Regions from separate parts of the Homo sapiens genome. Here regions 2, 3, 4 and 5 are each linked to region 1. Evidence: chromatin loops called from intact Hi-C (ENCODE). Cell type or tissue: K562. All regions are shown on one strand. Each heading gives the region's core, and the rest is flanking DNA. Links, peaks and the distances in the headings are about the cores only.

Region 1 (6,449 bases), core at 554-5,553:
TATTTGACAGCACAACAGGATGACTATAGTCAATAACAACTTAACTGTACATTTTATAAAGCTAAAAGAGTGTAATTGAATAGTTTATACTACAAAGGATAAGTGCTTGAGTGAATGAATACCGAATTTTCCATAATGTGGCTATTTCACATTGCATGCCTGTTTTGAAACATCTCGTGTACCCAATAAAAATATATGCCTACTATGAAGCCACTAAAATTAAAAAAATTTTTAAAAACCAAATTTGTTCTTGTCATTTTGTTGTTCACCTGTATCTCTCTCTCTCCCTTTCTCTCTTTCTCTCTCTCTCTCTATCTCTCTCTCTCTCTCTCTGTGTGTGTGTGTGTGTGTGTGTGTGTCTTTGGGACATGTTAAACTTTTTGGAATAGGAGGTTTCTAGTTTTCACAAAATTTGGGAAATTTTGGTCATTGTTCCTTTAAATTGTTTTTCTGCCTTTTCTCTTCCCTGTCCAATCTTACCTCCTTTAATGACTTTCATTATACCAATTTAGGCAGTTGAAGATGTCCTAAAACTCACTGATACTCTGTTTACGCTTTTGTGCTTCGTCTTGAATAGCTGCCATTGCCATATCTTCAAGTTCACTCATCTATTCTTTCACAGAATCCAATCTGCAATCAGTCTCATTCAGTGTATTTTTTATTGCAGACATATTATGGATCATTTATAAGAGTATAACTTGCGTCTGTCTTTATATGTTTTATGTATCCACTTAATATGATTTTTCAATCTTATATCCTCAAGAACAAGTAGAATAGAATAGAGTTATAAGAATTTCTTTCATATCCTTGCCTACAAGGTCTATCATGTGTGCAATTTTATTGCCATTTGGGATTGATTCACTTCTCTGTTTGATATAGCATATATTTTCTGGTTACCTTGCAGGAAATATTGACAGGATGAAGGCATTGTGCATTTTTCCTGCTGGGTTGAGAATTCTTTTGCAGTTCATTCTCTATTTCTGTCTTTTATTGTTGAATTCAGTAAAGTTACTTTACTGTTCAGAAAAACAGTTTGAGTTTTCTGTTTGCTTTTACACTTTCATAGTTGAGACCTGAGCAGCATTTTGTCTAGGGTGACTTTTTCCCCAGTACTGAGGCAAAGCTCTTCTGATGAGTCAACCTCATGCCCTGTAAGTCAGGCCTTTCCTCTGTGACTGTAGTGTGTGAGTGTCTGTGAGTGCGTGGGTGGGTGTGTGTGGGAGTGAGCTCTGTGAGGTGTTCCCTCAAGAGTCTTTGCGTGGTTCTTTTCTCTTTCGGAGGTGTTTCTTTACACACAAGTGCTCATCAGTTCATGTATATTTGCAGACCTCAGAGTTCTCTGCATGTGCAACTGCCTCCTCTTTGATACTCTTCCAACTAGACTGTTTTTGTTCATTTCTAAACAATTTTTGAGATCCCTGGAATCCTACTCTAAGAGGCAGGATTCCATGCAGTAGGGTTTCATGACATACTGTCAGGAAAGAAGTGTGGGAGGCGTGACTGGGAATGTGTTACAACTGACTGCTCAGCTAGAAGGCATTTCAAGGTCATTCTAAATTAAAATATGGCTTTGGGATTAAGGCATCAGGTAGTTATTGCTCCTGAACTACATTCTGAAGGAGGCACATCTTTGCATGAAGCCGTTCTTTGCACTCAAAGGCATTTTTTGGTGGGGAATTGCTGTGTGAAGCTGGGATGCCAAGGGATGCCACAGTGCTCACTAGAAAAGACTTTCCTGTTCAGAACATCAGGATGCATGGAGCTGGGGCTTGAGGGTCTCAGTTAAACATGGGGAGTTCAGACCAATAATCCAGGGCATTTGGGCCACAAAGTACAGGCATTGTGTTAGATCCAGTCACCACACAAGAGGAACTCCAGGGATCATGACCACTCAACAGCTGCCCATCTCCTTCTTGTGGTCCTTCCATTCAGGTCATCTTGAGGCAAGGCACACTCAGTCTAAACAACAGCAGAACAGCCTGGTCCTTCAAGCCTCACATCATCCTGACCCACCTTCTGCAGAGCCTACCTGGAGGAATGGAGGGAAAGGCAGCCTGGAGGTCTCAGATGCAGGTGAACTGGGCCAGCCCTGTTTATGGCTTTGTTCACAGTCCTGCTGGGGCTGGAGAGAGAGGATGACACAGATAGTGAAGGGGTTTCTGTCTCACTTCCCCATCTGTCTGTGTCAATGTGAGATGGTTACCACTGCTGTCCCGGGAGTTACAGTAATAGTCAGCCTCATCTTCCGCCTGAGCCCCAGTGATGGTCAAGGAAGCTGTGTTTCCTGAGCTGGAGCCAGAGAATCGGTCTGGGATCCCTGAGGGCCGGTTGTTTTTACCATAGATGACAAGTACAGGGGCCTGTCCTGGCTTCTGCTGGTACCAGCTTGCATAATAGCTTCTGAGGCTGTCTCCTTGGCATGTGATCCTGACTGTCTGTCCCAAGGCCACAGACACAGCAGGGTCCTGAGTCAGCTCAGAAGAAACCACAGAACCTGCAAAAGAGGACAGAAGAGGTGAGGATAAGGGTTTCACGCCTAGAGTCCCACACCCTACACTACTCCCTGTGTTGAGCCGAAGCTCAGGGCCAGGTTGGCACAGCTAGCATGATAATATGGGGTTGAGCCCTGGGAGGCAGCACCTATGCAAAGAGTGAGGAGAGTGAGCCAGAGAGGGGTCCAGGCCATGGTGGAGACACCCCAGAACTCTGCTTCTGAGCCCACAGCTAAGGAGGAACCTCCAGGCCTCTCTTATCATAGGAAGGGAAGTCTCTTCATGCAAATCTACTTCCTTTATTCTTGTGTCGTCGTTAGGTGGCTCTGGTGAGCAGTGGATGCAAATCTGTTCTCCATTCCCTAAAACATTTGTCCTGGTTCTTGTCTGAGCCCTGAGCCTGATGGCCTTCTCTGAGTAATTTCTCAAGATCAGAAGAAGGGCCAAGTGCATTTTCAGATTTACCCACTAGAAGGGGCCTCATAGGAAGCAACAGTCAGGCTCTTCGCCCTTGAGCATTACTAGGGGCTTGGACTCATTAGGGGCCTCAGACTAAACCTCACAGTGCCCCCTGGTGCACACAGCATGAATGCCATTTTCTGCACATCACTAGATCACTCAGAAGGGCTACTTATGAGTCCATAATACATGCCAGATGCATTAGCGAGAGTTTTACAAGTGTTACCTCAAGAAGACTTTTGTAATATAGAATAGGATGATGGGGAGCCTTGTGCTTCAAGCCCATCTTTATTAGTGAGTGAATATTAGGAGGTTAAATGTTTTTCCCAAGTCCTCCAGACAATAGGGAGTGGAGTCAAGATTCCACCCAGGAGATGCACCTCAGAGCCCGACCTTCCAGCCCCTTCCTGCACCGCCTCCTGCACCCTGCTCCATCTCCTCCTTCTCCCTCATCCAAGGTCTTTGGGGTCCCTCTTGTTTTTGCTAGAGCTCCCACAAGAAGATAGGAAAGAATTAGTGACCGAAATGGCAGAAACATATTTTCTCACAGTTCTGAAGCTGGAAAACCCAAGATAAAGGTGGTAGTGGGTTTGGTTTCCCCTGAGGACTCTCTCCTTGGCTTGCAGGTTGCTACCTCCTTGCTGAATCCTCACCTGGTCTTTTCTCTGCACGCTCACCTCTGGTGCCTCATTTCTGTGTGTGCAAATTTCTTCTTCCTAGGAGGACATCAGTCCAATTTGAGAAGAATCCACCCTAATTTTTTCATTTTCACTTAGTCACCTCTTTAAAGACCCTATGCACAATTTCAGTCACATATTGTGTGTTACAGCTTCAATGCATACATTTTGGGGGACTTAATTCAGCCAATAACCCCCCACCCTCTGGACTCCAAAAAACTCATGTCTTTCTCACTTGTAAAAACATTCAACTCATTCCAACAGCGCAAGTCCTAAACTAACTCAGCACCTACTCTAAGACCCAACTCTCATTTAGATATCACCCAAATCAAGTGTGGGTGATTATCCAGGATGATTCATCCTGAGGGTTTAAAGGAAAACAATTTGGGGGGTTTCCTCTCCAGTCTCCTGTTATCATCCAGGTTCCAGAAAAGTAAACTCCTACTTCAATAAGATTGAAATAAAAAAGTGAGTCAACATCAGCAACATTTTTGAGTCAGATGTGAAAAATTCACATCTGTGCACTTTTAAAATAATTTAGAGTATAGAATAATTTAAATGCCATAAAATTGAATTTTGTGATCAGTAGCCATGGGCTATCTCTGACAGCATTTGGAAAAGAGCTATAGTTGATACAGAAAATATAACCCAAAAAACAAGAGTTGTTTTTAGAGCAGAATATTTCCAAGTTAACTAAGATAAATCGTACACAGAAATAATATAATCCAAAGAAAATTAATTTCTTGTAGGCATATTAAATTACTAAATCCAATTTTAGCATTGAGCATCAACATTTTGGTATGCATATAAAGCCACCTCTCAATGGTTATATAAAAGGGCAGTTGTTTCCTACTTCATGTTACAGTTTATTTGTGGCTTAATGGTGCTTTGATAGTCAGAGAGAAGGTGCTCCAGAAGATGCTTCCTTTACCTAAAAGAGGGAAAATATTCTTTTACATAAAACGATAATTTGCAGGATAACATATTTCCACTCTCATCATCCCTGTTCTTGTCATGGCAACTTAGTTGGAGGACTTACAGTTAAAATCTCAAACTCAGCCAGGCACGGTAGTTCATGCCTGTAATCCCAGCACTTTGGGAGGCCGAGACGGGTGGATCATGAGGTCAGGAGATTGACACCATCCTGGTCAACATTGTGAAACCATGTCTCTACAAAAAATACAAAAATTAGCCTGGCATGATGGCGAGAGCTTGTAATCCCAGCTACTTGGGAGGCTGAGGCAGGAGAATTTCTTGAACCCGGGAGGTGGATGTTGCAGTGAGCCGCGATTGTGCCACTGCACTCCAGCCTGGCAACAGAGTGAGACTCCATCTCAAAAATAAATAAATAAATAAATAAATTTTAAAAACATCTCAAACTCTCTTCTTTATTCCATTGTTGCATTCTGAGTTTAACGATCTACTTGCTTTATAAAAATTTGCAATACATTTAAAAGTTCAACTTCATTTATCATTTGTTAATGATGCTCAGAACACCAACCATCTTGTGTGTTTTTGGTTTCAGCTACAAGGCTGATTTTAAGACCTTTTTTCTCTCAGCCTACACTGGATCACTCCCGACTTGGTGCAAGCTTCCTTGCCCATTTGCCCCTCCCTCTGCCTCTAATTTTTCACCTCGGAGGAATCTCTATTCCTGATATACTGAAGCTCTCACAAAACAGAGCAAATGGATGAAGATGAAAGTCATGAGCTTGTGACACAGGGCTGTCTTGAGCAGACACAAGATCCAATCAAACACATGGTACAGGTAGGTTCTTATCCAAAGAAAGACCTCAGGCCCCTAGAGGAGGTGAATTACAGTGTCCCTCACAAAGAGATCTCCACATAGAACATATGCGGGTGCAATGTTCAAACTTCAAATAACCCTAGAAACCAGAGACCGTTAAACCACATCCTGTGGGACATCCCTGGCCTGCCACCAATTTTTTTAATGGCCCCAGAACTGATAGTGGTTTTTATATGTTTTAATGATTACGTTGTAGATGGTGTATCAGAACATACATATTATCCCAACGTTGTCTTGTGCATGGCAAAGACTAAAATACCTCTTACCGAGGCATTGAAGAAACGGTTTACCAAATCCTAAAACATAATGAGCACTGAAATATTTGAGTAAATGCTCAACCTCAAGCAAAATAGGAGAAATCAAAAATAAATGTGTAACAAGATAACTTTGTATATCTGATAGGTTGGCACAAACTTGCACTTTCACCAATGAATTCCAATCAATATTTAGGGCTGGTATTGTAAACTGGTAGAACTGGAGGGGAATATGAAAACAATGGATAAAAGTTAAAAATGCACATCCTTTTGACCCAGCAATTCCACTTCTGGAAATTTATCCTATGGTGATATGCACACATGAACTCAAAGGAGTCTGCACAGGGATGCTTGCTGCAGTGTGATTTGTAAGATCAAAATCATGGTGATAACCATTAGAGGCTGCATGGCTAAAATCCTACTACAGAATACTCTACAGCGTTAGAATGAATGGGCAGTGCTCTATGCCTATGACGCCCCAGGAAAGAATAAGAAATGGTGCAGGTATGGGATGGCCTTTGACAAGGGGGACTGGGACAGGTGCCTTACACTTCACTCTCTCCTTTTCCTCTGAGATTTTCCACATCAGACAAACAGGTTAGGGACAGTGGAAGCCCCTCAGGCTGGGCCTGGCCACCTGCTCTGGCCTCTGAATGCAGCCTGGCCTGACAGCTTGGCTGCAACTTCATGACCAACCCAGAACCAGAACCACAAAACTAAGCTGCTCTCAATTCCAGATGCACCGAAGTGACAAGATCAC
Region 2 (5,000 bases), core at 1-5,000, 400 kb before region 1:
AAACTCTGATCCTTCCATGTGGTACCATCGGACACTAGGAAGTCTGTGAGGGAGCAGCCTTCACTTCTGTAACCAAAGTCTCCAGTTCTTGAGAGCTGGGAAGGAAACACCAGCCAGAGGCCAGGCTCCTCCCCTGCCCTCCAGCTGTGGGCACTCCCACCAGCTGCTGTGGGGCATCTGGCACCGCCTCTCTGCCGAGGCAGGACCCTGGCATCCTGGACAGAGCTCTCAGTACATGCAGAGGACAGGAGTGTGGTGGGCCAGGAAGAGGCAGTGACCACAACGGAGTGTGGCGCCTGTCCGCTCCTCAATTCTCTTCTGAGAATCTTCGATGTGTTATAGCCAGGGGTCTGGGCTTTTAAGAAGCATGATGCTCTTGTCTGACTCCCCAGTTCACCACTTCCCTGCAAAATGAATAAATTCTAACTTCTAAAAGGAGTAACTACCTGGAATTTGCTGCTGGCAAAAGCTACCCCTGCTTCTAAGATAAACTCAATGAGCAAAATATCAAAAATCTGGAACCAATCTGGCTTAGATCTGATGCTTTGGATTTAAGAACTTTTCTGGCCAGGCGCCGTGGCTCACACCTGTAATCCCAGCACTTTAGGAGGCTGAGGCAGGTGGATCACAAGGTCAGGAGTTCAAGACCAGCCTGGCCAACACAGTGAAACTTCATCTCTACTAAAAATAAAACAACAACAACAAAATTAGCTGGGCATGGTGGCAGACACCTGTAATCCCAGCTCCTTGGGAGGCTGGGGCAGGAGAATCACTTGAACCCGGGAGGTGGAGGTTGCAGTGAGCCGAGATCATGCCACTGCACTCCAGTCTGGGCGACGCAGCGAGACTCTGTCTCAAAAAAAAAAAAAAAAAAAGGAACTTTTCTGACTAGACTACATCACCAGTGACCGTGGTAATGCAAGTGGTAACTGCAGCTGGTAGTGATGACTCAGGCACGAAGCAACAGCATCACCAATGACTGCAGTGACAATGACGCTGGTAACCACAGCTGGACACGAGCTGCCAGTCTGTTCTCACATCTGCCCACTCCTGTTTTACAGATGAAGAAACTGAGGCACAGAGAGGCAGGATATGTGCTCCAAGCCCCACAACCAGGTGCTCTGGCTTGCTGCTCCTACAGGGTGGGCCCAAAGGAGGCTGCCTGAGGGCAGGGGTGCCCAGGAGGATGCTGCATAGAAACCCTGCTCTCCAGAGCCCCTGAGTTCTCTGAGGAACAGCTCTGGCAGCATCTGTGCAGAGAAAGGAAGGATACCCAGAGGTACCCGTCATTACCCTGGAACCCTGCACTCCACCTGGAAGACTGTTTTTCCAAACCAATCTTGCTCTTTCTTTAGAATGAGCTTCGGAATAACAGGAGTCCTGAGGAGTGAGCAGCCTCAGGTCTGGGGATGGGGGTGCTGGCCTTTCTGCAGAGACAAGCAACACACAAGATCTCATCCCCAGCAGAGCAGAGAGGAGCCAGCGCCTCCGCAGTGAACCTGGCTGCACATTCCCAAATGTGAGATAAGTGGTGGTCTAGGAATGTCACATTCTGCTGAGGGAGTAATTAGCTCTAATGGATTCCTGGAAGCCACATCATAGAGGACTGTGGTAACAGAGCTGTCATTTCTCATAGAAATGATGCTGTAATTGGGGGCTATGCTTCTGACCCCAAATTTTGCATCAGTTAAATAACAGATATGACCATTAGCACGTATTATTAATTTACTGAGCAAACACTTGCTGAGCGCGCCCTGAGTCCACATCAGCTCTCATGCCAGGTGATGGAGCTTGAGGTGGGAGTCCTGGGGCTGCAGGAATAGAGCCAGGCAGGGATGGCAGGGTCCTTTTGGGGTAGGGGGCTTCCTCCGGGGTTGGGAAGGGCGTGATCTGGCCACCAGCAGGGTATGGACCTGGGGGTTCAAGGGTGAGGGGACAAGCACAGAGTGGGTGCTAGGCCTGGGTCTGCCTCTCTGAGCCCTGATGGGTCACTTGGGGATGACAGTTGAGATGGTTTTAATACCCAGCTTAGCCCATCACCTCCTGGGCAGGCAGTGGAATTTAGGTAAGAGGAGGAGCAGGAGGGCCACCTCACTGATGCGGAAACAGTTCACGTGTACTGGTCATCTGAAGCCTCAGATCTAAACCAGACTGGTCCTCTGCAGGGCACCTGTGTGTAGGGAGAGCTCAGCTGGCAGCAGTGGGAGGGGCCGATAGACCACGTGGACCCCCTCTCTCCAAGGCCAAGGCAGCCACTCTTCTTGTCCAACGCCATGAAACACTCCTGACTGTGGCCCCCGTGAGTCCTGGGGTGAGTCAAGCTGTCCCAATGCACTAGGAGCCCCTTCCATGGTGTCTAAACTGCTTCCCTGCTGATGCCTCTCAGTGGACCTTGGGGACCCTGGACACCTCTTTGAGCCTCCTGTTCCTGACTTAGAGGTCATGGAAACTCAGGTACTTATCTCACAAGGCAGCTGGAGGTGGGCACGGTGCCTCACAGTACACTCTTATCAGGATTCCGCCACTGCGGCAGCCTCATCAGGACAGACAAACATCTCCCGAGTGTGGGCCCTTCCCTCAGCTCAGGCCCCTGCTTGTGCCCAGGACTCCCCTTGCTTTGCAGGCATTTCAGGCTCAGGCTTCCTGGTTTCCTCTATTCCTTGAGACAAACCATGGGAACCACACTGACTAATATTTAGTGGGCACCGAGGAGATGATGGGCCTCAAATAATAACAAAATCTCTGTGTAGACGCCTGGTTTCCTGGTCTTGTTTCTTGGCTGGGCCCTGTCTGGCAGGAGTCAGGAAAGCCTGCAGGAGGCACCAACCACATACCTCACTTCCGGGCTCAGACAGGAAGCTTCAGAGCGTGGGAAGCACCTGAGCTTGCCGCCTCACTCCATCCCAGCGTCCCTGACGCAGGCTGAGCCTTCACTGCACATGGGCTCCACCCTAGTAGGAGGTGAAGCTTAGGAGATGGTGGGTGCCCATCCTGTAATCTTTATAGAACAGGAAGGCTATAAAGAAGGTCAGAGGGCCCAGCATGGGACAGTGTGGTGCTGGCAGTGTGGTGCTGATGGACCAGCAAGTGAGGCAGGAGCTGCATCGTGGGTTTGTTCCTAGACCAGAGGCCTGCAGCTCTCAGAGATGGGGGACAAGACAGAGCGGGAGGCTGAAGAACCACAGACGGTTACAAAGTCAGGACCCTGACCAGCTGAAGTTGATGAGAGGAGGCCAAACCTAGAGAAGAGCCTCATATTTGGGTCTGAAAGATCAACTGCAGAGGAGGCAGTGGGGAAAGGTGTTGCCAGGCCAGAAGCCCAGTCTTGTCCTCTGACCTAGTGCCCAGCCTGGGCCCTGGTGCTTGCCTGGTGACCTCGGGAGCCTGTGTCACAGCGGTGCCTGCACTCTTGCAGCCTGGAGTGCAGACAGGTGGGCAAAGCGGCATCCTGACACTCAAATCACCACCACTGAAAACAGAGCCGTCTATTTGAAGCTGTAGCTCTGGAAACTGTGACTCAAGCATGCATATGGGAAGCAAGAAGCCCCAGCATGCCTTCTGCTGGCCTCCAGGGCCTGGCCTCATAGCCCTCTGACCTGTCCATGCTCTGCTCACCCTGCAAAACATGACTGGCTGTGCCTCCTGCACCCATCTGGCCTTTGTGGGCTCCCCTGGGTCCTCCTGCCCTTGGTGGATGTGGCTCTGTTCTCCTTCCTGGCCTGGCCTGGCCTGCATGGGGTTTTGCCCTCCCTGGCCTGGCAGGGTTAAACATTGTCCTGCTGCAGCCCACCTGTGGGCCACTGGGGTAGAGCTGGATGCAGCTTTGGAGTCATGTGGCCCTGCCCCATGGTAGTGCATCACCCCCTTGTCCTGCAGTGACTTCCTCCATCAGCCTGACAGACCCTGGATTCAGAGGAGCTGCCTCTGCCAACCATGACCCCATGGCAAGGGGGAGGGCTCCTCACTTCACATATGGGGCCCAAGGCCTCAAGAGGGGCTGACTCCCCAGGGTGCAGTTGAGAGCCTGGTATTTTCCAACTGCCACAGTGTCCTGTTCTGGCAAGAAGCCCTCCTTGCCTTCACCTCTATGGCTGCCAAGGCAGCCGCGGGGGGTGGGGCGGGGCGGGGAAGAGGGAGGCAGAAACACACCACCATTCACTGCTGTGATGCCAGCCCAGGGCTCCAGTGCCCATCCTGCTCTCTCCAGGGCCTGCTTACCAGCAAGATGGCGCCTTCTAGGAGGCTGGGGTTTGTCTGCACATTTATTTATATAAATAACACGGAGCAGACAGTTCCTGTGAGAAGCTTGTGCAATGGTGGGAATCTCACTGCTTGGCGTCGGGGAATGGTGAGGTGATTTGTAACCAGGCCTTCAGCCACCAGGCAGCTGGATGCAGTCCCTGGGGTGGTGTGGAAGTCATTTCCTGGCCATTTGTGAGAAGAGAGCTCCTGCTCAGACAGGTCCAAATAGACTTGCCATTGTGGAAGGGACTCTGCCCCAGGCCGTGGCTTTCTCACTACAGCAGGGGAGCTGACAGCCCATCCCTAAGGGGCTTCCAGCTTGCTGGCCTGCGGGTCTGGGGTATTTCCCCTGAACGTGGCTGCCAGACTGCTGGCCAGACCAGGTCCGGCACCTGGAAGGACATTCCCAGGTCAGCGGCCGGGGCAAGGTAGGGAGTGGAGAGGAGCCTGCGCCTGGTTAGTTGTGGGGGTGGTGAGGCCTCTCACTCCTGATTCTCCACCAAGGTTCTCCTGGTGACACAAAGGGGCAGATGTCCCTGGCCATGAACACAGGGTCTGGGGTTTACTCACTGCCGGTGCATGCTGCACCTTGGACAAGTCATTTCCTTTCTCTGGGCCTCAGTTTCCTCATCTGTACAATGCTGGGACTGTTGTGAGAAGGCACAAAGGTGCTGACACGGGAAGAACCCCAAGCTGCTGGGCCTTGCCCTGTGGCTACCACTGGCACCCCAGTGGGCCCTCTCCACGCCACACCCACT
Region 3 (6,449 bases), core at 644-5,643, 50 kb before region 1:
ATTTTCACATGTTAACATGAAATTATGAGATGAATTACATAGATTTTCATGGCTATTGTTACTGTTATTTTTCTGGAGATCAATGATTTGGGTTGGGGTTGTAGAAAGGGGTGACATTTGGAGAAGATGTGGAAGGCGGAGATGGGCAGTGTCCATCCTGCAGCTCACCCTGTGGGTGCATCTGTGGTCCCTGCGTGGGGCGAGGATGCTCTGCCTGCCCCAGGTTTCCCTGCAGGGAGATCTGACTCCAACTATCTCTCAACCTAGAGCATGTCAGGCTCCCTTTTCATTCCATAAAAATTCAAGGAACCATCAGATTGGCCATTTGAACATGTACTCTGAAAATTTAGGACAGAAACCAGAATTTTCAGTGGATAGTGGACTCCTCGGGTCGCTGACAGCCCATGTTGGGGACAGCTGGCCATCTTAGATGGGGTTCCCTGGAAGGTGACTGCAATGATTTCCATGCACAGAAGATTTGGAAGAGAGTGAGGGAGGCAACAGTGGGCAGAAGGAGACCCTGACTCATAATGGGGTTGCCACTGAGGCCTCAGGTGTCCGTCCACACAGGGAGCTCTGGAGCTGGGAGGCCCTTCATTCAGTGGCATCTTACATTAAGGCAGGGACTTGAGATCTTGGTTGATTAAACCAAAACCATCTGAGAAAGGACATAAACTTGAGGAAGCTTTCTGCAACCAACAGCGCTTCCCATTGTGGGCACAGCTCTGAGCTGCTGGGCTTCTCAGCAGTGCTAGGTGGGTCACATTGAAGAGGGGACCTGGGCAGACTTCACAGTGTCCCCTCCTCTGGTTTGGTCTGTTGGGAATCACAGACTGCCACACAGCCTGGGGGCCAGGACCTCAGCAGGGTTGGTTCTGGGGACTGAGCCAGATAGCTGGTCTAAGGACTGGCCTCATCCCCACCCCATTACCATCCAGGGGTAAGACAGAGGACAGAGGTTGCTTCTGTCTGTCTTTCCACCCAGGCCCTCATTCTCTAACTCACACGACAGCCCCAAGTCATTAGATGATTCTGGTCCTTCCAGGCCATGTGTATGCCTGATGTATGCTCTATAGAGACTCCTGGAGGGGGCTGGAGGGAAGGGCGGCCTGGGAGGCTCAGATCCAGGTGAACTGGACCAGATTCACTCATGGCTCTATCCATAGGCCTCCCGGGGCTGGAGCAAGAGGGTGACCGAGGCTGGGAGGGTGTTTTTGTCTCACTTCCCCATCTGCCTGTGTCACCGTGGGATGATCACTACTACTGTCCCACACCTGACAGTAATAGTCAGCCTCATCCCCAGCCTCGATCCTGCTGATGGTTAGGGTGGCGGTGTTCCCTGGGTTGGAGCCAGAGAATCGCTCAGGGATCCCTGAGGGCCGGTTGCTATCGCTATAGATGACCAGCACAGGGTCCTGGCCTGGCTTTTGCTGGTACCAGTGCACAGCTTTACTTCCAATGTTGTTTCCCCCACAGGTGATCCTGGCCATCTGTGCTGTGGCCACTGACACTGAGTGTGGCTGAGTCAGCTCATAGGAGGTCGCAGAGCCTGCAAAGATTAAAAAAAAAAAAAAAGGAGAGGATGGCTTTTAGGTAAAAGATCCGTATGAAATCCCCTGCCCTGCTGTCCTGGAAAAGCTTCAGAGAGTCTGTGAACCCTCAGGGTATCCCCTGCAATCAGCCCTAGCCCCAGTGGCCCATGGACTTTCCCTCTGCATGGAGCCTTTGAACTGAAAACCCAGTACTCTCTCCTGGCAGGTGCAGCCCCTCAGGCTCTCACAAGCCTCTGAGCAGAGTTTGAGGGGACTTCAGCTCCGCCAGTCCCTCACCCTGCAGCAGGGTCATGAGCATCCTGCCCACCACAGGCAGGGCCCTCCTGAGCTCATAGTCATGGCCACACTGGACCCAGAGCCCTGGGGATGGGCAGGTTGGTGATACCCTGGGCAGAGCACCTGTGCAGTGAGCGAGGAGGCTGAGGAGGAGAGGGGTCCAGGCCATGGCTGAGGCACTGCTGATGCTGCTTCCTGAGGCCCAGGCTAGGCAGGTTCCTCCCAGACCTCTCTTATCCCCTTGCTGGAGAGAACAGCCCATGATGCAAACCAGCAGAGTCAGGGGTTGCTGCTGGAGGAGCTTTGTGGTTTCCAGAGAAGGGCTCAGTCCCAAGGGACACAGAGAGAGAGAGAAAAGGGGTGACCACTGCTTGCCCACCCCCTCAGCCCATGGGATTCTCCTCCACCCACTGGTCCCATGGTCTGAGTTCACATCTTTACCCAGATTGTGCCCACTTTTGCCCCTGGGCTGAGTTGGTCATGGAAAAACTCAGAGCTGAGTTTCTCTGTATTTTCTAGGGGATATAAAGTCCTTCCTATGGGATAGTGGTTGGCCCTGTTCAAGAGGTTACCAGAGTCACAGTGGTGATGGGGGAATTATCTGGGGTCCACAGTCCCCTCCTCCATTCCATCCTGGCTCAGGAGGGAGGTGGTTAACTTTCTTCTGCTTCTCTAGAAATGTCCTGGTCATAAATATTTTATGTCAGACATGAGATGTTTGGTATAGGCCTAAATTCATTTTGAAGACACAATCCAGAACCCAATGCAGGGACCTTTTACTTCCCACTCTACAGGGGACAGCACAAGCCTTGCACCAGTACAGGCCCCACCCCAGGGCACAGCCCCTCAGTGCTAGAGGAGAATGCAATTCTTGGTTGCCAAGTGCACACAGAGTTTTGGAAGATCCATGGGATGTGATAAGTTTCTACTTGGCTGTGAGTTCTAATGCCAGGTCATAGGTGCTGTGCCTCAGTATCCCCAGGGTGCTGTCAGGGCCAGGGACACATCAGGAGGTGAAGGAAATGTTGGCTTTGTGAGAGAATGAGAGGGGGCTGCAAACTCCAAGACCCTGGAGGTGAATGTTTATTATAACTAAGTTGTCTTCACTTGCTGGGAAAATATATCAATGGATAAAAACTTAAGTCAACAAAAGATTAAGGAGCAAGTATTTTGTGCCTCATAAGGAAATCAAGAGCTGTGATTTGGCAGGTTCCCCAGGACAGTGTTGGGAAAGACTGGGGACAGTGGACGTGGAGGAGTGGCCAGGGAAGGAGAAGCCCCTGTGTCTGCAGGACGAGCTACCAGAGAAAAGGGCAGGGAGGTGGGACACGCGTGACTACAGAATGGAATGGCATGTGTGACAGTGAGATGGGGGCCAGGGCAATGAGAAGAGGCAAATTGTCTGAATCTGTATCAGAAAAATAAGCACCATTTCCAAGAGTCAAATCTGAGAGACAGGAGGTCAGAAGAATTTAAACATCAGTGTCAATGACAAATATTCTAAGAAAAGAGGAACCTCTTTCCCTCCAGGTCTCAGGTCATGGTCACTGACCCTCCCTGCATGTCAGCATCTCCCTGATGCCCAGCTCCACCCCCTTTCCAGGGATTTTTGCCAGGTTACTCTCTGCTGCCCCCAGGTGGCCACTCTACACTGTCAGCTGGAGGCTCAGGGGCCTCCTGGGTTCAGGTGTAGCTTCAGAATCTGCTGCTCAGGTCCCTGATTCCTTGATTCATGGACTGTTGACTTCAGAGAAGAAATTTCTCTTCTGTTTGTGGCCCCTTCCTGCCTCAAACCTGGGCACGAGGTGCTCAGATTCCTGATGGAAATACAAACACTCACATGTGGAGAAGGAGGTGACAGTGCCCTCCTGAGGCTCCCTGCACGTCTGTGTGGTGGGTGGTCTTGAAGGGGGACTGGAGCTTGGTACTGAGAGATGCAGGACTCAGGGGTGGCTTTGATTGGTTCTGGATACAAATACAGGGCCAATGTGCACTGGTGGTGACTCCTGCAATACAACAGAGACAGAAGCTCATTCACCCAACAAATATTCACCCTGACCCACTCTGTCCTGGCAAGAATGCATTTTAGGAATTCAGCATGAGGAAGACACAGTCCTTGCTCTGAGGAGTTTCCTGTCCTGTTGCTGGATCAGTGCAGTAGGCAGATTGGGTTTACAGACCCAGCAGATACTCCCTACCACCTTCTACTTGTGTGTCATCCCCTCTATTCACTTGAAAGTCAGGCAAATTTCCAGTTTCTTCTAGCCAGCAGTGACCATGTAGCCCAGCGTTGGTCCATAGGATGTAAGAGTCAGATGGCTGAGATTCTTCTCAGGAAACTTTTCCTCTTATGAAGGAAGGACTAGATTGGGTTTGTGCTTTGCTTTTTCTCTTGAACTTGGGTGTGATAGCTGGAGCTGCAGCAGCCATGCTGAGGTCTTACATCAACAACAATGAAAACAAAGTCAACATCTCATTGAAAGGGAATGGAGAGGTAGAAATATTTGAGCTTCCTATGGAACTGGAGAGCATCTGGAAAACAACCACCAAGCACGTGCAGACTTATTTTTGTGGAAGAAAATTGGAAGCTCCCTGGTTCCTGCCACATGTGTTCTTGTAGTGAAAAAGCATTTCTGACTGATAATGCAATGATTAATAGAAATAAATCAGTCAAAAGATAACGATAGAAAAAACAAATGTGTAATTGTAAGCTCTATGCAGCTAATCATTGAAAGTTCTGACAGAAGCTGACTGGCTGGCTGCTGTAGCTTCAGTGATTGGAGAAGGCCTCCCTGAAGAAGAGTCTGTGGAGTTCCTTTGAGGAAGGAGTGAAGAGACAAGTGATGGAAGCGTGTGCAGGGAGCTGTGTCTGTGCCCTGCGGAGAAGGGTCTTGGGTGTGTGAGGATCTGAAAGGACAGTGGGAAGCCTGAAGGGGATCTGGGATGTAAACCAGTTCAGGTCAGATGTGACATTTGCCCATAAGTGAAGAATTTGGGGACAGGCAGGATGTGTAGTGTGTGAAATTCACAGGTAATAAATTAGGTGATCTGGGGCAGCATAGCAAACAAAATCACTCTTGACCTCCAGGAAGATGCTACTGTGTGGGGACAGGTGTGGCTTGCAGTAGCCCTACTGCGTGGAAACAGTCCTGCTGCCAACAGTGAACACTGACATCCTGGGGGCTACTTTTTACAAAATTCTTCACAAGTCTTGTCAAAGGATCCTGGTTTAGAAATGCTGGCTGGAGACAGTTGACAATCAAATATGAGCATGAGAAATTTGAGTATTCTTCCCAGCAACAAATTAGCAGATTCAACAGACATTCCTGCAACACTGGAAATGTGTGACCTTGGACCAGACAGGATATCATTGTTAATTAGAGAAGAGAGAGAGAGAGAAAGTTGAGTTGTAGCATATAGAACAGAGAAAGTGGTGCTTAGTACACAATTCTTTGACCAGGTTCCAGCCCTTCCCTAGTTCACCTGGCCCTACGGACACTCAGCGAGTGGTTCCTGGTCCCTCCCCTCTACCCGATGCCAACCATGCAGCCCTGTGGGGACCTAGCCTGCTGCCTGTGTGTCTGGTCCTTAGCCAGCTTTCTGGGGCCCCATGTGGGTGACCCAGCACTGCTTTCCCTGAAGTTCTAGAGAATTGCTGACCCAGGAGCAGATAATTCAGGGAGTGCACTTGACAAGGAAAGGAAGGGCCTGTGAGAGGGACTGACAATTCCAAGGTCTCTGGGGAAGGAAGAAAGAAGAGCGAGATCAGAGAAGTTTTAGACCCATAATGATGAGCTCTTCTGAGTGTCCTGGGACCAGCTTGGGCTTGGGGAGGGGACGTGGGAAAATCCTGAGCCAAATTTTTGAGGCCCTGATGCAAACAGCTTCCCCTCGTCAGTTCCTCCAGCTGCCTGTCGGGAGCGCTGCTCTACCTCGACGTGGAGCCAGTCAGGGTCTGGGAGGGCAGCCAACTCCATGCACTCATTGGCTGATTGCAGCCCAAAGTAAAAGACTCCAGATTTTAATCAAACATTGGCCTTTTAATGATCTTTTAACCTGACAAAATTTTTAATACAATGTTTTAGGTTTAGGAATCCCCCCATAAAAATGATCTATCTAAGTTAATGTTCAATTAGCTCAACTTATAAGTTGAAGATATATTACTACAATGGTATTTCTCAGTGCTTTTTTGAGCAGGGTATCATTTTCTTTTCTGTTTTTTTTTTTTTTCCATTTCCACGAGTTATGGCCATGAATACAAGCCATGAACATTGATACAGGAAGCCTGTGCTTTTCCTATTCAACACATCCCACACCTGACATGCTTACCTTATGTAAGTGTCCTACAGTGAATTTTGAAAAACATTGGCTGAAGCAATAGCCAGAGAAATGTCACCTACGGTATGATTTTACCCAAGAGTCACACAAGGTATTTTCTCATGGAGCAAATAGATGATGCTCACATGCAGGTGACCCTGCACGGGTGTGACTGAGTCATTCTGGGTCAGATGTGAGCTGAGCACGTTTCCTTCCCACTGACCAAGGTGGCTTCTGCCCTGCTCACCCCTGGGAGAAGCTCCCTCTCTACTCCTGGCTCTTCATGCCGGGAAGATGCTCCTC
Region 4 (6,449 bases), core at 790-5,789, 260 kb after region 1:
TAGATACCCAGTAGTGGGATTGCTGGATCAAATGGTAGTTCTATGTTTAGATCTTAAAAAAATCTCCACACTGCTTTCCACAGTGGTTGTACTAGTTTACATTCCCACCAGCAGTGTAGAGGTGTTCCTTTTTCACTGCATCTATGCCATCATCTATTATATGTTAATTATGGCCATTCTTGCAGGTGGTAAGGTGGTATCTCATTGTGGTTTTGATTTGAATTTCCCTGATCATTAGTGATGTTGAGCATTTTTTCATATGTTTCTTGGCCATTTGTATATCATCTTTTGAGAATTATCTACTCATGCCTTTAGCCCACTTTTTGATGAGTTTTTTTTTTCTTTCTAGTTTGTTTGAGTTCTTTGTAGATTCTGGATATATCAGTCCTTTGTCAGATGTATAGAATGTGAAGAATTTTCCCCACTCTGTAGGTTGTCTGTTTACTCTGCTGATGTTCCTTTTGCCATGCAGCTCACCAGTCACTGTCTGTATTCACACATCCATGTTCTGATTCCCAGACACCGATTTCATCATTCTATAAGTGATTATTTTGATTTCTTTAGTTCTTTAGCTCTTTAGTTTAATTAAGCTCTTTTTTTTCTTTAGCTCTTTAGTTTAATTAAGTTCCACCTATTGAACTTTGTTTTTGTTGCATATGCTTTTGGGTTCTTGGTCATGAAATCCTTGCCTAAGCCAATGTCTAGAAGAGTTTTTCTGATGTTATTTTCTATAAGTTTTATAGTTTCAGATTTTATATTTAAGTCCTTGATCCATCTTGAGTTGATTTTTGTATAAGGTGAGAGATGAGGATCCAGTTTCATTCTCCTACATCTAGCTTGCCAATTATCCCAGCGCCATTTGTTGAATAGGGTGTCATTTTCCCACTCTATATTTTTGTTTGCTTTGTTGGATATCACTTGGCTGTAAGTATTTGGGTTTATTTCTGGATTCTCTGTTCTCTTCCATTGGTCTATGTGCCTATTTTTATACCAGTGTCATGCTGTTTTAGTGACTATGACCTTATAGTATAGTTTGAAATCAGGTAGTGTGATGCCTCCAGATTTGTTCTTTTTGCTTAGTCTTGCTTTGGCTATGTGGGCTCTTTTTTGGTTCCATATGAATTTTAGGATTGTTTTTTCTAGTTCTGTGAAGAATGACAAGAGACCATCACTTCTTCAATGTAGCCCACATCTACACTTGTGCTAATTGTAAATGGCCCCTGGATTTCTAGACTTACAAGGTGCTTTAGTAAATAATCTAGAATCAGGTCACTCACTTCCTTCAGACACTGTCTCCTCAAGGAATTCAGAGAGATGCTTCTCATTCAGATGTGGCATGTCACTCCCTGGCTTAAACACCTTCAGTGGCTCCTTGTTGTTTATATAAAACCTGAATCCTGTGGCCCCAGCAGCATGACCTGCACGTTGTGGCCCCTGCACACTCCCATAGCCCATCTCACAGCCCCTCGTCCTTCTGCTGGGACTCCGGCCTCACTCACTTCTTTGTCCTGGGAAACGCTGAGCTCCGGTCCCTTTCATAGCCTCCACCCCAGCTCCTCCTTTGCCTGTTAGGAGAAGATGGGCTTCAACTTGAAGTCAGAATGTAAGCTTACATTTTGTCCACGTTGTTAAAAGCAGATTATATACCACATTGTTAAAATCAGGTTACATACCAATTAAAAGCAGGACATATACCTCTCATCACAGACATGGATTTTTTTAGGCAGTGATTATTATGGAAATTTTTGAGTTATATAAATATGCTGAGAGTTGTCTAATGAATCCTTGGCACCCATCAGCTAGCTTTGACATCATCAGTGTGACTCATCTTGTTTAATCTTTCAACCCTTTTTACCCATCATCTTACTCCATCGCTGGATGATTTTATAGCAAATCACAAACATGATCACTAATGCCAACATTAGTGATCAGCCTTGTTCTCATCCTGGAGCCCAGAGATGCTCAGGAAGGCCTTTTTGGAAAACTGATAGCTTGAGAATCAGTCCTACATCCCTAAAAGTGTATATTGGCTTCTATGGATCAGAGGTTTGGGGACACTTCCTGTTCATTGTTGGTACCAGGACACAATCCCAAGACCCTTATTGCTGCTGCTTCCAGTGCAGGAGATGGTGACTGGTTTAGCCACAGACAGACTGTGCAGGTTACCAAGTGAGTTCTGACTGCCCAGGACCCTGAGAGTCAGGAGAGAGACACAGGGTGAGGGAGGTGGCTCAGTAAGCCAGGGGAGCAAGGAAGAGCCCTGGTCCTCCCAGTGCCATCCCTGCCTCCTTGTCTCCAGCTACTACAGGAGTTATTAATAAATAATTTTTAGGCAGCAAGAAAGGGTGAAAGTTCTTGGTGGAATTTTCTTTTAATAAAAAGCGACCCCCAAACCATTTCTTTGCTAACAGAAAGCGGCTTGAAAAACCAGACTGGCAAGCATTGATACGCAAATGCTGGTGGCTAGAAGCCAGGTCCACCCAATATGGTGGCTTTCGCCCTCTTCTCCTTGTCACCACATGTGCCAGGTGTCACGGCAGCTTCCACATAAAAGCCACATGTGCAGGACATCATGGCAACCTGAATTTTCATATTAAAAGGCTAGGGTGGGAGGGCCAGTTTTTTTACAGGCTGCGTGAATGACACACCTGGTCAAACTCATTCCCTGGGCCCTGTGCAAATCAGACACTGCCTCCTCCAGCCTCCCAATATAACCAGCTGCTGTCCACCACATGTAGGGTTTTCCGTTCGGAGCCCTTCTCCCTCTCTATGGGGGAGCTGTTTTTCTTCTCTCTTGCCTGTTAAACTTTCCACTCCTTAAAACCACTCCACATATGTCCATCCATGTTGCTAATTTTCTCAGAATGAGACAAAAGACCCTGGTGTTTCTCCAGTCATCAGAGCCGTATCCTTTCTGGTGCCTTCACTGGGAATCCAAGGTACAACATTCATCGACGTAGTGATTAGAGGAGTGAACTCAAAGTCTGTTCTGTCATTCAGAGGTTCTTGGTCTCTATTTTAAAATCAAAATCAAATCAATTATGGGCATCCATTGGCCGTCTAAATACGCTTATCATGGCTGTTGTTCTAAAGACTTGAGTGTTAGGCTTGCTGGTCAGAACACGGAGAACCCGCAATACTCACGGGTCTTTGGGAATGTTGGTCATGCTTCAAATCAGTTTCTTTTCATGGGGAAACTTAGCCATCGCGTGAGGCTGGGAAAAGTTCTGAAGCAACTGAGAATTTCTGGCCAGGGCACAGCCTGGTGTTATTCAAAGGTTTCGGGACTGGACCCAGCCTCCAACGGCCTGCTCTGGATGTTGGTAAAGGATCCCTAGCTATCCTGTCGCAGAACCTTCTTCCTTTTTTATCCGTGGTCGTTATGTCTCTTACTCTCTCTGTGTGTCAAATGTGCGGGAATTTTTACAGCGTAGGGAAGTAATCCTGGTAGGCAAGATCAGAAAATGCTGTAGTAACTGGGGAGATAGCTCAGGAAAATGCCATTGCAATCTTCTAGGAACAGAAGTCTTCCTTTGCCCCTCAGTGAGGTTACTCCCTAAAATTCCTCTGGTGAGCACATGGTATTTCTAGGCCAACAGCGCCACCTAGTGGAAATAAAATCCTCTTTATGCGACACATTGCTGATCTCCGCGGTACACCGCAGCTTCTCAATTTTTTTCTTTTTGCACCTTTCTACTGGAAACCAGGATTTATGCTGCTCCTGTGAACGGGAAAATTCTGCTTTTAACTATTAGGAGTAAAATTCCTCTGCAGCCGAATTTGTGCCCCGATACTGTCCCATTAGCAGGAAAGTCGCCATTAGGTCCCCGCGTTCCTTTAAGACACCTGTTCTCTCTCCGATTAAAACAGTACTTAATTAGTAAGGAGATTTTAAGTCTGGAAGTTAACTGGAACCATTTTTCTAAGGGTAAATGCTTTAGCACAGGCCATAATAGCAGGCAATCTAGCACATTCCCTCCATTAAAGGAGCCTTTCCTTCCATATAGTTTCTGCCAAGATCTATTTTTTTGGGGGTGGGGGTGGGGTGAGACACACAGATCACACAAGTCTAGGAAGTCAAAGGGAAATCATAGGCAGAGGACTAGAGCTGCTTGGGGTAGCACGACTAGGCCCACAAGCTTAGTTCCTCTGGTGCCATGGCTTGGAGGGTCACGCTTGCAAACATGGGTGGCACATTTAACAGGGTGCCAGGACCTGGGTGATTCTGGAAATTGAAGGAAAGTAGATGTCCTTCTAAATACTAAAGCCAATCTCTCTCTTTTCTTCTCTCTAATCCAGGCCTCCCCTCTTCTCATAGCATCACCATAAGGAACATCTCAGGAAAAACTCTAGTACAATATTTTTCTCAACCTTAGTTGCAGTTAGGAGGACCTATTTACACATGCTTCCAAGCCATTGTCATGATAGCTTTACAGTTAGAAAAGCCTCCAAATTAATCCTGGGAAAGAACTTAACTGTTTACACCCCACGTAATGTGGCAGGATTACTGTCCTTTAGGGGGCGCTTTTAACTAACAGCCGGTAAAGCAAGAAATACATAAGGCAGGATAAGCAGTAGTCACTCTAAACAACATCTCTCCCCAGACACAAGCACTTAATTAGCTGAACTAATAGCTCTTACGAGAACACTTCAATTAAGCAAGGGAAAGGTAGCCAACATTTACACGGACTCCAAGTATGCTTTCTTAGCTCTCCATACTCATGCTGCCATTTAAAAGGAAAGACATCCTCTTACCACTAATGGATTTCCTGTAAAATATCACCAGAAAATTAGCAGGCTATTATCTTCACTTTTTATGCCGTGAGAAATAGCAGGGATACATTATAGGAACACCAAAAGGCAGCAAATAAAGTAGCCAAAGGAAATAGATTAATCAGGCAGCTAAGTCAAAGGCAAGGAAGCCTCAAGGCATTAACACACTTCAAGCCCCCTTCTAATCTAGGAATGCTCCATAACAGAAATTAAACCTCAGTATTTTCCTGCAGAAACAGAATAGGCCACTTCTCAAGGGTATGCTTTTTATCTCTCAGGATGGCTACAGCCAGAGGATGGCAAACTCCATTTGCCAGCCTCCAGCCAATGGAAAGTTCTTAAAATCCTTCACCAAGCTTTTCACTTAGGAAAGGATAAAATTTGTCAATGTGCTCAGAGACTGTTTTCAGGCAGAAAACCTATAAATTGGTTAAGCATGTAACCTCTCTACCTCACTTCCAACAGAAATTGACACAACTGGCAGAAGCCCAGCCCCAGGAAATAGAACCACCTTTATTTAACCCAGGAAATTTGGTACTAGTGAAAACTCTCACCTCTCTCTCCTTCCCTAAGCCAAGCTGCGAAGGGCCCTACACTGTTCTCTTTCAACCCCCTTGGCAGCAAAAGTTACAGGTGTCAACTTCTGAATACATCACACTCAAGTCAAAGCCTGAATGCCTGAGGGAGCAACCCCTGACAGCCCAGAGGAACGTCCTGAATATCAAAGTGGAGAAATAGAAGATCTTAAGCTGAAAATCATAAAAGATAAGTAACTGAGTGAGGGCTACTCATCCTACTCAGTCCCACTCCTACCTCACCAGATGCTTTTTATTTATTTATTATTTTTGAGACAGAGTCTTGCTCTGTCACCAGGCTGGAGTACAATGGCATGATCTCAGCTCACTGCAACTTCTGCCTCCCGGGTTCAAGTGATTCTTCTGCCTCATCCTCCCTAGTAGCTGGGATTACAGGCATGCACCACCACACCCAGCTATTTATTTTATTTTTTTTTTTTGAGATGGAGGCTTGCTCTGTCGCCCAGGCTGGAGTGCAGTGGCGCGATCTCAGCTCACTGCAAGCTCTGCCTCCCAGGTTCATGCCATTTTCCTGCCTCATCCTCCCGAGCAGCTGGGACTACAGGCGGTCTCGATCTCCTGACCTCATAATCCACCTGTCTCAGCCTCCCAAAATTTTTTTGTATTTTTAGTAGGGATGGGGTTTCACCATGTTGGCCAGGATGGTCTCAGTCTCTTGACCTCGTGATCTGCCCACCTCAGCCTCCCAAGGCGCTGGGATTGCAGGTGTGAGCCACCATGCCCGGCCACTTTTTATTATTTGTACCCCTTCCTCTAAAAATTTGCCACCAAATATTAGAACTTCTTTTTAATGCATATTCGCAGGGAGATTTTGATTATTCATAGAATTGCATTTGTAACCTTGTAGATTCCCAAAGGGAAATGTTATATCTTGGCAAGTAAAGTTTTCAATGGAAATTATTTACTATGCCAGTCTTGTGGGAATTGTTACAGTCACACTACTATTTGCAATAGAACTATACACTATGGCACTCACAATGTGGAATTCTGGTTGTAAAATTCTAATTGCTGTAACATCTTGTCTAATTATCATCCTTATAACAGGATTAACAATTGCAGGAAAGATTTAGTCAAGGCTGT
Region 5 (6,449 bases), core at 765-5,764, 64 kb after region 1:
AGGAGAATGGTGTGAACCCGGGAGGCGGAGCTTGAGGTGAGCCGAAATTGAGCCACTGCACTCCAGCCTGGGCAACAGAGCAAGATTCCATCCCCCCCCAAAAAAAAATATGAATGAGTTTTGCATGGTGATCTTGCATCTTGCAACTTTGCTGAACTCACTTAAATAAGGTTAGGCATCCGGAGATGTCAGAGGGATAGCTTTCGGTCTTCCATTATTGAGTATGAAGTTTGTTGTGGGATTTTTACAAACGCCTTTTATCACACAGAGGTTGTTTCCTTCTACTTCTAGTTTTCTGGGTGCTTTTTTTTTTTCATTTAGAGAAGGTGTTGGATTTTGTTGTTCTATGTTATTTGGAATATGTATTTTCTCTCTTGAGCTATTAATGTTGTATATTCCATTGATTCATTTTCTTATATTGAACCCTCCTTACATTCCTGATATTAATCTCACTTAGTTATATGACATAATCTTTTGAATATGCTGTTGGATTCATGTTGCTGGCACACATTTTGAGGATGTTTGCACCTATATTCACGAGGTATATTGGTCTTTAGTTGTCACATCTTGTAGGGTCTTTAACTGACTTCGGTCAGGGTCATGTTGGGCTCGTTAGGAATAGTTTCTTCCTCTTCTAGTTTTTCAGAGTTTGATAAGAATTGATGCTAATTCTTTAAATGGCTGATATAAAAAACATGGAGGCCATCTGGTCCTGGACTTTCTTTGGCTGGAAGGTTTTAATTATGGATTCAGTCTCTCTGCTTGTGATAGGTTTCCAAAGAGAAGTTACTAACCAAAAATACCATAATGCTGCCTTTTATACTAACCTATGTTGTTGCCTTTAACAGAATTCATTATTTCACAGTGTGACCTCTAATTTCCATCTACTGTCCTTTCATTTTAAAATGCAGGACTCACTTTACCATTGCTTGCCACACATAAACATGTTTCCACTCTGCATGATGAACATTTTTCTGCTGCACACAATGAACACTTTCCTATCTGTGGAATTTTTGCAAAATTTTTCATAAGCCCAGGGTTTGATGGAATCTTCGTCGATAAATGCCAGATCGATCAGAGAGAAGTAAAAATCAAATATAAGGGTTGGAATCTTGAGGATTCTGTTAGTAAACATAATTAAATAACTACTGTAGGTATTTTGGGCAATTGGTGAAATGGGATTATGGAGTGGACAGAAAATTATTGTTAATTTTTTAAGATGGAGTAGAGAGAGGAAGCGAGAATGCTCCCTGGATTGGACTCAACGTACCCCATTGTTGCATCCAGGGAGGGGATATACAGGGTTTCATTACTCAATTCTAATGCTTTTTTGAGTAGAATTATTTCCAAATTAAACTTGCTACTATAGTTTGAATGTGTCCTCTCCAAAATTCAGATGTTGCCAGTGTGGTAGTGTTAAAAGAGATGGCCTTTAAGAGGCAATTAGGGCATGACAGCTCCTCACTCTTGAGAGGATTAAGGCCCTTAGGAAAGAGGCTTCATGCAGCCTTTAGCTTTCTCCAGCCCTTCTGCCTTTGCCACATGAGAATGCAGTATAAAAGCCCTCACCAGGATCTTGGACTGCCCAGCCTCCACAACTGTGAGAAATAACTGTCTGTTCTTTGTAAATCACTCAACCTCAAGTATTCTGTTGTAGCAGCACAAATGAGCTAAGACACTGTACTTTATTTTCAGAATGTAAATTTTTTATGGTAACAAAATATACATAACGTATGCCATTTTAATGATAGTAATGGTAAGTTTTATGGGTCAAATGGACTAGGCCATGAGGTGCCCAGATTGAACACTATTTCTGAGTGTGTCTATGAGGGTGTTTCCAGATGAGATTCATGTTTGAATGCCTGGACTAAGTTAGTACTTTGCCCTCCTCTGTGTGGTTGGCATCATCAAATCTACTGAAGGCGTGGATACAACAAAAGGCACCAGCAGGGAGAATTCCTCCTTTGTGTGTGACTGCATGAGTGGGACCTTGATCCTCTCCTTCCCTTGGACTGAGTCTTAGACCAGTGGCTCCCCTGGTTCTCAAGCCTTGGGGCTTGGACTAATCCATAAAACCGGCCCTACTGGGTCTTCAGCTTACAATGGACAGATCAGGGGACTTCTCAGTCTCCATAAAAATGACAGCTGATTTTTTGTAACAAATGGCACATAAGAGAGGCTAACAACTTATTGGTAGAATAAAGGAATAAAAGCCAAGATAATCTGTAAGAATGCTTTTGTTTGTTTGTTTTGAGACGGAGTCTTGCTCTGTTACCCAGGCAGGAGTGCAGTGGCATGATCTCGGTTCACTGCAACCTTCGCCTCCCAGGTTCAAGTGATTCTCCTGTTTCAGCCTCCCGAGTAGCTGGGATTACAAGCACACGCCACCATGCCCTGCTAATTTTTGTATTTTTAGTAGAGATGGGGTTTCACCATATTGATCAGGCTGGTCTCAAACTCCTGACTTCAGGTAATTCACCCTCCTCAGCCTCCCAAAGTGCTGGTATTACAGGTATGAGCCACTGCTCCCAGCTTTTAACATGAGAGTTATATTTACAATCAGGATGCTTTCTTTACCTCACACAGAGACATGCATTGATAGGTTATTACATGAATTTTTAATTGACTCAATGAATATTTATTAATACCCATGGGAAATAAGGCTGAATGAGACATCGTCTCTCTGCTCATGTGAGACAATTGAACAGACAGGGACAGGTGATAGGGATAATAGCAGAGCAAACAGGACCTGTAGCCAAGCATATAAGATGAGTGTCTTCTGTGGAGAATGGAGGTGGAGGAGGCTTCTTGGTGGAGCTAATTTTGGGGTGTCCCCATAGGAATAGGCAGGCTCTCACTAGACATGCAGGCGGTGGGTGTGGAATTAGGCAGCATCTTCCCCAGAGTGAATGGCAGCTGTCCACATCACCGGTTATCAGCCTTCAGGACAGAAGGTGTCGTGCCCCTGCTGCTGTGGGGCTGAATCACCTGAGACTTTTTGAGGAGAGGTCCTGGGCAAGAGAGAGTCAATGTAGGGCCACCTGTGTCCAATGGCCAGTCAATGCTGACTTTCAAAAAATTGGCCCCTCCCCATCATATATAGAAACTCTGATGGGAGTTCCCAGCCTCGACATCATCAAAGTCCTAAATCACCCTTTCCCAGGCTTATTTTTGTTTTCCCTTTTGCAGTCACACAAGGGAAAACAAAATGTTTCCCTGTGTTCTATGGGAGGGCCTGAAGGACATTCTGTTTAGCAAATCCCTGAAGCATATTCAGGTGACAGAGCACTAGCACCCCGGAGAAGCTCCATAGTCTAGTGCAGATGGTAGGAGCCTCTTCTAGAAGGTACTGCCTGGCATTAATGAGATAACACTATCTGGAATTAACCAGCCAGTGAATGTGCCCAACCATCTTAGGCAAGGTGGACACAGTGAGAACGAGCAATTCAGGGTGGCTGTCCTGTGGTCTGCCTTGCAGAGGGCAATGCAGAGGGTTCATCATTCTTGGCACCAGGAGCTAGGCAGCCACAAAGGGCCCTGCTCATCACAACAGTCAGAAGTCACCCAGGATGGACGAGGGCAGTAGCCACATGACAGCACCAGTCTCAACTTCAGCATCCAGATCCGAGCCAATTTTTCTCACCTAGAACCCACTGCAAAAAGGCATCCCAAAGAAAGTTCCATGGGGCAATGGAAAAGCTGGGGTCAGCAAACCATAGTGACTACCTACGTTTGTACATAAAGTTTCATTAAACAAACCCATATCCCTTCATTTATGTTCAGTCAATGGCTGCTTTCATGCCACAAGTGCAGATCTGAGTCGCTGCAAGACAGACCTTGTGACTCACAAACACTAACATTTATACGACCTGCCTTTTATGTATGTGATGAATTCCGACTCTCTCCCCATTTCACCCCATCAAAAAAGGTAAATAATAATCATGCTTCACCCTTCATTGGGAGTTGCATGTAATAGTGTTACCTTTAAAGGCCTAAAGATTCTCAGGTTGTAGCAGGACTTTATTTCCATCTAATTTCTTGGACTAGCTCCTATAAACATTAAATGGATTCTGGAAGGTGAAAGTAGATTTCTACAACTCCAGTAAGGTCATGGTCCCATCTGCAATGTCGGTGCCAAGTGTAGCATCTGCTACAGCAGAATAACATGGCTGCAGGTGCATAGAATGCAACCCTGATGTGGAAACTGAGATCTCTATTCCTCCCAGAGAGTAGGCTCAGACACATGTGCCTTCATGTGGGATGGAAACAGTATATGTTCACATTTTATGCCCTCAGATTTATTAACTCTCTCTTTCCTGTCATGATATAGTCATGGGGTCTTGGACCACCTGGACACCCAGGAGAACGTGGTTTCACCATGTTGCCCAGGCTGGTCTCCAACTCCTGACTTCAAGTGAGCCACCCCCCTCAGCCTCCCAAAGTGCTGGGATTACAGGTGTGAGCCACCACACCCAGCCAAAAATCACCTTTTTTACAAGGATCAAAAGAGTCATTATGCTGGAGATGACAGACCTCACTGTCACCATGTTCCTTTTGTATGTCTACTAGGCACGGTGCTGGGTCCACACTCGCAGAAAGCTTAGGAGCTCGCACCCAGGGGCTGCGGCTGTAGCAGAATCCCAAGAATAAAACCTGGTGCTGAAAGAGTAGGAGATGAGGCCGGGTGCCATGACTCACTCCTGTAATGCCAGCACTTTGGGAGGCCAAGGCGGGCGAATCAAGAGATAGAGACCATCCTGGCCAACATGGTGAAACCCCGTCTCTACTAAAAATACAAAAATTAGCTGGGCGTGGTGGCTGGCACCTGTAGTCCCAGCTACTCAGGAGGCTGAGGCAGGAGAATCATTTGAACCAACGAAGCAGAGGTTGCAGTGAGCTGAGGTCGCACCACTGCACTCCAGCCTGGTGACAGAGCGAGACACCATCTCAAAAAAAAAAAAAAAGAAAAGCAGGAGACTGAACTCTGGGAGGGCCTCCTGGTGAGAGGTGAGCACAAAGGGGAGAGATGGAGGCAGGAGCATGGGCTTCTGGTGGCCCCAGCAGACCCTGTGGCAGTGTGGCCAGGGTCCTCTGCAGGGAGGAATCTTGGCCAGGATGACACTGTAGCAGGCCTCTTCCTGAGGCCTCCAGCCAGCCCGGCCAGGGTCCCAGCGTCCAGTGACCCCTGTTTCGCAGCAGCAGCTGGGGCCAGCCCCAGGCTCTCTTCCACTCCCAGCTTCTTAAAACAGGAAGTGGAGAGAGTTGTTTGATAAAACACTGGGGGAAAACCACATCCTCTCTTCACCAAGGGAGAGTTCGAGGGGATGCCGGCAGAGGGAGCTTTAGAGTAGAGACCCCTACCCAACCAGTGACCGTCGCGCACACAGCAGGGCATGCTATGGAGACCCCCAGACAGTCACTCGGGGAGACCCAGCAGGTCCAGACTCTTCAGAGATCTGTGGCAGCAGGTCCCCACTCCCAAAAGCCACGTGCCCATGGGTGGTCTCTGGTGCCTGAGACCCCAGTCTCATTTGCATCTTTGCAACTTCGAGTTTAAGTGGGTGTCGCATCTCTGCATGTCCTCCTGAGCAGAGGAGGGGCACAGCCTGGGGTGGCAGCTGGCGTCAAACCCTCAAATCCCCTGAGAGCCACTGGGGAGACTAAGCAGTCCCCAGCCCCCACTTGTCCCTGAGCTGCCATTCTCAGCCCTGTGGGAGGAGACAGAAAGCCCTGAAGAGAAACCAAAGGACCAGGTCAGGAGGGGCTGGAGGGGGGGTGGCATGAGCAATCAGGGCAGGGAAGGATGGACAGATGGGGGAATGGAGGGAAGAAGGAATGAATGAAAAGGTGAATGAATGAGCAAAGAGAGAGAACGGCCACTCCTCCCTTGCTTTAGTTTACAAAGTACTGGGATCCTCCCAACAGCCTGCAAGACAGAATTTCTGGGAAGCAGACCAGGTGGCTGGCAGGGAGGGGAGGCTTGCCCTGGCTTTTGTGGGCCCAATGGGAGGCAGGGGGCAGGAAGGGGCATCCTGTATGTGTCCTCCCTGCAGCGGCAGCAGCACCTTCCTGGAAGAGGGTCAGGAAACACCCGCTGTGGCCCCTCTCCACCACGCCCTCATCCAGGACACCAAGTATCAGTCACTCAGCTCACGAGACCCAGGCCCTGACTCAGGGAGAGAGGATGTGAGGGGTGGGGCACCGGGCTCCTCAGGACTGAGAGACCTGAGATGTGGCCCCGGGCTGGGTGTAGGGGCAGACTGGCTATGGCAGCATTGTGTGTACCCCAGCAGGCCAGTACCCACGCAGGGAGCCTCCAAACCCCTTCACCCATGACCCTGGGAGAAGACCGCAGCCTTGGAGAATTGGCCTCACTGAAGGGGCCTGCACCGGCCAGCAGGGTCAGCCGGGGCCAGACAGGTTCCCACCTGGGATATGCAAATGGGCCT

What was found. Peaks named below come from ENCODE experiments on the same cell type or tissue, not always from the same donor. Only the 100,000 strongest peaks of a DNase experiment are listed, where the experiment ranks them.
Region 2: a loop joins it to region 1, with 2.4 times the contacts of the local background. A loop is called at or near these places in 2 of 110 quality-filtered maps.
Region 3: a loop joins it to region 1, with 5 times the contacts of the local background. A loop is called at or near these places in 2 of 110 quality-filtered maps.
Region 4: it touches region 1 in a loop (6-fold over the local background); 4 of 110 quality-filtered maps call a loop at or near these places.
Region 5: it touches region 1 in a loop (2.4-fold over the local background); 2 of 110 quality-filtered maps call a loop at or near these places.

Annotation. Positions count from the first base shown.
Region 1 is chr22:22,716,900-22,723,348 of GRCh38, reverse strand. It overlaps IGL and IGLV3-19. Among named protein-coding and RNA genes, the nearest start is that of LL22NC03-102D1.18, 8.5 kb to the right of the region's middle. In K562, for the core only: no CTCF peak of the experiment used is centred there; DNase peaks (open chromatin) are centred at 1,168, 2,808, 3,048, 5,418 and 3 weaker places; H3K27me3 peaks cover 1,060 bases.
Region 2 is chr22:23,117,596-23,122,595 of GRCh38, reverse strand. The region is part of intron 4 of RSPH14 (radial spoke head 14 homolog); the gene reads left to right. The region is part of intron 2 of GNAZ (G protein subunit alpha z); the gene reads right to left. Among named protein-coding and RNA genes, the nearest start is that of RSPH14, 22 kb to the left of the region's middle. RefSeq lists an enhancer at 83-584. In K562, for the core only: CTCF peaks have their summits at 1,353 and 2,813 (motif pointing right); DNase peaks (open chromatin) are centred at 1,988, 3,040, 3,384, 4,562 and 3 weaker places; H3K27me3 peaks cover 4,809 bases.
Region 3 is chr22:22,767,382-22,773,830 of GRCh38, reverse strand. It overlaps IGL and IGLV3-12. Among named protein-coding and RNA genes, the nearest start is that of MIR650, 52 kb to the left of the region's middle. RefSeq lists a silencer at 3,276-3,442. In K562, for the core only: CTCF peaks have their summits at 1,086 and 3,462 (motif pointing left); a DNase peak (open chromatin) is centred at 3,430; H3K27me3 peaks cover 1,511 bases.
Region 4 is chr22:22,461,393-22,467,841 of GRCh38, reverse strand. It overlaps IGL. Among named protein-coding and RNA genes, the nearest start is that of ZNF280B, 44 kb to the left of the region's middle. In K562, for the core only: CTCF peaks have their summits at 2,737, 3,594 (motif pointing left) and 4,506 (motif pointing right); DNase peaks (open chromatin) are centred at 3,581, 4,173 and 4,501; H3K27me3 peaks cover 1,773 bases.
Region 5 is chr22:22,653,028-22,659,476 of GRCh38, reverse strand. It overlaps IGL and the pseudogene LOC129026. Among named protein-coding and RNA genes, the nearest start is that of GGTLC2, 12 kb to the right of the region's middle. In K562, for the core only: no CTCF peak of the experiment used is centred there; DNase peaks (open chromatin) are centred at 2,004, 2,915 and 3,639; H3K27me3 peaks cover 2,418 bases.